Linked DNA regions of Homo sapiens: region 2 is linked to region 1. Evidence: chromatin loops called from intact Hi-C (ENCODE). Cell type or tissue: CD14-positive monocyte. All regions are shown on one strand.

What was found. Hi-C counts contacts between places; a loop is a spot of excess contacts. Peaks named below come from ENCODE experiments on the same cell type or tissue, not always from the same donor. Only the 100,000 strongest peaks of a DNase experiment are listed, where the experiment ranks them.
Region 2: a loop joins it to region 1, with 2.6 times the contacts of the local background. A loop is called at or near these places in 7 of 110 quality-filtered maps.

Annotation. Positions count from the first base shown.
Region 1 is chr10:23,642,275-23,644,774 of GRCh38, reverse strand. No RefSeq gene overlaps it. Among named protein-coding and RNA genes, the nearest start is that of OTUD1, 200 kb to the right of the region's middle. In CD14-positive monocyte, no CTCF peak of the experiment used is centred here; a DNase peak (open chromatin) is centred at 1,154; H3K4me3 peaks cover 397 bases; H3K27ac peaks cover 2,316 bases.
Region 2 is chr10:23,528,798-23,531,297 of GRCh38, reverse strand. No RefSeq gene overlaps it. Among named protein-coding and RNA genes, the nearest start is that of OTUD1, 91 kb to the right of the region's middle. In CD14-positive monocyte, CTCF peaks have their summits at 862 and 1,061 (motif pointing right); no DNase peak of the experiment used is centred here.

The DNA of each region.
Region 1 (2,500 bases):
GCAAAAACAAAAAAGCTTCAAATGGAAAAAAGACCCATTTGCAACAATAAAAATATTATAAAATACCTAACAGGGAAATGTACAAGTCCTGTATGGAAGAAACAACACTGGAGAGTCTCTTTTAAAATCTTGAATAGAGATATATATTAGATATTCCTGGAAGGGAAAATTTAATCTTGAAAACATTAAATTTTCTCTCCAATTTCATCCCAAAAACATTAAATTCTCTCTCAAATTAGTCTATAAATTAACATTCAACACTTAATTGCTTCCTGCTTTAAAAATTATTTTTGAAGCAATCACATAGTTATAGAAAAGTTGAATAATCAATGACCTGTATTTTTTCTGAATTATTTGAGGGTCAGTTGCTTTCCTGTTTCCCCATCATCTAAACTTTGAATGTATATTTCTTCAGAGAAGGATGGTCTACATACTGGCAGTACAATTATTATGATTGAGAAATTAACATGGATATATTACTACCATCTAATCATCAAACCCAATATTCAAGTTTCACCAATTGTCTCAATAATATTTTATAGCTGCTGGGTATGGTGGCTCATGCCTGTAACCCCAGCACTTTGGGAAGCTGAGGCAGGGAGATCGCTGGAGCCCAGGAGTTTGAGACCAGCCTGGGCAATGTGGCGAAACCCCGTCTCCACAAAACAAACAAAAATTAGCCAGGTGTGGTGGTGCATTCCTGTAGTCCCAGCTACTCGAGAGGCTGAGGCAAGAGGATCACTTGAGCCCAGGAGGTAGAGGCTGCAGTGAGCCGAGATTGCACCACTGCACTCCAGCCTGGGCAACAGAGTGAGACACTGACTCAAAAAACAAAATTATAGCAAAAACATTCAGCTCAGAATGCATGGCATTTCATCATAGTATCTCCTTATTCTCCTTCAGTGTTTAACAGTTCCTTAGTTTTCCGATAACTTCATGATCTTGATCCTTTTGAAGACTATTGGCCAGTTGTTTTGTAGAGTGTTCCTTACACTGGGCTTGTCTGATGCTTCCTTAGGACTGAATTTAAGTAATGCATCTTTGGTAGGAATAACATAGACCTGATGTCATGTTCTGACTTTCTCCACTGGGGCATCCCCGCTTTGTGGAAACTCTCCATGCCCTACTCAAGCTTTGTCATGCAATACCAAGCAATAGCTATGCAATGGTTCCCTCTTCCCCTTATTTGGGCTCTGACACTCCACTCCAGACTTCCCCTCCATGTAAACACTTCCTTAGCCTGCTCTGTCTCTGATGTGCCCTGGCAGGAGTCCATAAATGTAATGCAATCTCAACCATAACTCCAAACAAAATCTTTTCAGAACTGTAAAAAAAATGCTAAAATTCTACTTGAAGAACAACTTGAGATCGACCAAAATATGTTTGAAAAAAGATTGAAAAGACCTACTTTATCATATATTGCACCATATTGTAAAACCACAGAAATTAAAATAGTTTGCATCTGACTCAGGAATTGACAAATCCGTGAAAAAAAAAAAAACAGCATAAAGAAGCAGATTGAGGAAGATCATCATATTTATAGTCAGCAAAGAAATAATAAGTTAGCTAAACATTATTTAACTATTTAATTGATTTGGAGAAAAGCATTAATGAGCATTCTATATTATAATTCGCACAAGTTTTAAGTGTAAAAAACAAATTATAAAGTAATATTGATTTATAATATTAAAATTCTGGGCTGGGAAATACCTTGATGGATATAGCAAAAGGAAAATGAAAAGATCAATAAATTAGAATATCTATAAATATTCTGTATAGTAATAAAACAAAGATAGTTCCAGTTCACCACAATTTTTCATATGTAAAATGAAGGCTCTGGAAAGATGATTTTGAAGATCATTTCAAGCTCTAAAATGATATTCTCCATATTTTATGCATAGGATTGTATTTAAATTGTATCTGTATCTGTGTCAGATCTTTCATATAATGGAAGTTAAAAAAAGGTAAAATCCACAATTAGTTTTACACCAACCTAATATTTGAAAGCAAGATTTCTATTTCATTTCTTTCATGTGCCTTTTACATAGTTATTCAAGCGGTGGTCATTGTTGTGGGTTGAACTGTGTCCTCCAAAAAGCTTGGTTGAAGTCCTAAGTCCAGTACTGAAGTGTTTTGGGTTTTGAATTATTTTTTCAGATTTTGAAATATTTGCATATACATAATAATATATTTTGAGGATGAAACCCAAGTCTAAACAAAAAAACTCATTTATGTTTCATGTACACCTTATACACATAGCCTGAAGGTAATTTCATGCAATATTTTAAATAATTTTGTGCATGAAACAAAAATATGTATACAAAGCAAAGCTGTCACTATCTCAGTCACCCAATGTGGACAATCTGTGGTTGTTAGACATCACCATCATCCTGATTGTTAATTTATATGCCACAGAAAAGCAATCATTTTCTTACACTTCTTCAAACGTAACAGTGAAAAACATGATATACCATCAACGCAGTAAAAAAAAAAAAATGTG
Region 2 (2,500 bases), 110 kb after region 1:
CTTAAAGGTTTTGTCTGCTCTCAGGCTGGCACGCTTCAATCCTCTCGACTTTAGATCAACTTTAGATGTCATTGCTTCCAGGAACCACATGTGAAGACTTGTCTTCAGATTACCCAGTGAAACCACAGAAGAAATGGAGAGGTCAGAGTTCCAACAAGCAGGATCATCAAGAAGAGAGGATATTTTCTCTGCTGGGTTCATAAGATAGTTTTGCAATCCTACCAAGTAGGGAGGCTGGTGAATTCAAAGAAGACAAATCTATCTATCTTTGTGCTAATTCCGATTTTGAAAAAAACCTATTTAGAGACACATGGCAATTTAAGAAAGCAGGAAACCAAAGAACCTGGCATTCTTGGAACAATAAATAAAAAGCTCCTTAAAAGTTAACAAGGCAAAGATGAATGTGGATTCTAACACGTGAAGTTAGCAGTATTTCATGATTTGGCTCTGCCGGAAGTTATTATACCAGAATAGAGCCAAAATGGAAACTTGCTTTGATCTACAGTTCCCAGTAAAAGAAATCTAAAATTAGACACAGTGTGATCAGTTACAGAGTATTTCTAATGGATCACTGAGCAGATTAGTGATTCAGTTTTGTTCCTTGAATATAAGAAGACAGACTAATGATTGGCTAAAAGACAGACTTAAGAGAATATGACTACACTGAAGACCACTTATCAAAGGTTACATTGGAATACAATTAAGTTGGAAAGTGTATTATTCATTTTAGTCCACTAAATATTTGATTGCTTTTTCTTTCTTATACATATTGCAAATATCCCCTTCAATTATAATTTTTTATAATTTTAATTTTCTTGGCTATGTGGCCTCTATTAGAAGAAACAAAATAAGCAAAGAACTGTTTTTATAATTTATTTTCTAATAGTCAATCTTCTACCAATAAGTAATAATTCAAAAGCTGAATGTATAATATATAATGGTTATGATTCGCTTTACTTAGTTTATTCCTTTTAAATTGGAAACTGTTAAACTTTTACATTTTTTTTCAGAATAAGAAATCATATCTCATGTATATTACCACTAGGTGGCTCAAATGGCTAAAACACCAGTTCATTATACAAGCAGATCAAAACCTTAAATATTTAAAGATTTATCTCTTTCTACAGTTCTATATACTTTAATTTTCTACAAACTTTCACATTATTTATAGATTATCGCTATAATACTACCCATGGTAAACAATTACTTTAATGTAGATCATCAACACATATGCTATTTTTATGAATGAGAGGATTAACAGACACAATGAATGAGTTATGTTACATTTCATCATAAACACGCAATAATAAATTAAAATTTTATCAGCTGACTGAGAACAAAGTATTCAACGGGGTCTAAAGAACCAGAGTACTGGGTTATATTTCATTTTAATGTATCCAGGCATTTCTAGAGATTACCAGCTTTATTTTCTGGCAGTTGTGGTTATTTATGTCTCTTCTCTACGGCAATGTCGCCATGTGGCTCTATGATAGACAGTGTCTTGCAGCCAGAGCTCAATCTCTCTGTAGACTAGAGACTTTGAAAATCAAAGCAGTCTTCCTTAGAGTAAGTTTTGAAATGCAGGACTCTCCAGATACCGTGTCCATCACATTAGCTGGCTGGAGGCCCTTGCCTCTGCCTGATACAAAGAAAACAAAAGCAGAAAATGATTGTTTTCTTCCCAATTTAAAAAGCATCTTATAATTCTGTTTGACTATTCAAGATAGAGCATCAAGGGGGAGAAAGGAGGAGAGATCCTTTCAAGCTGGAAAGGAACGTATTAAGCCTGTAGATTCTGTCAAAAAAAAAAAGGAAAACATAATGGCGTCCTTGGACTAAGAGAGCCTTGTATGTTTTCTAATCAAGAATAATCAATACACATTCCCCTTATTCTGAAGGTATTTTTGTTGTTGTTCTCTATACTTTCTTAGTACTGTACCAACAGAAGCTCTGCCCTTCTAGTTTAAAGGTGAGAACCAATGAAATAAAATCTTAAAGAAAATCTCTTTCGAAGTGATAATTTTTTTTTAAGAGACAAGATCCCACTCTGTCACCCAGGCTGGAGTGCAGTGGCGCCATCACAGCTCACCGCGGCCTGGAACTCCTAGGCTCAAGCCATCCTCCTGCCTCAGCCTCCCAAAGCTCTGGGATTACAGATGTAAGCCACCATGGCTGGCCCTCAAGGTAATGATTTTATCTTTGATTATTTGTCTTTTTAATCCCAAACAACTGAATTTTTCACCATAAAAGTTATTTAATTGGCTCTACCCTGGGGGAGAATAAAGATATATAGAAAAAGCTTAAGGGAGGATTTTTCCAACTCTTGTAACAGACGAGTAGCATTCTCCCCCTAATTTTTATCCTCTGTAGAGGTATTTTAAAAATCTTTTCCTTGGTCATTTATTATTTGTTATTTGGAAGTACATTTAGGAATCTTGAGTTTGGCTTAAAAGAAAAGTATTGATTCTCCCTCAGGGAGCTATAATTCAGTTTCAGCTGC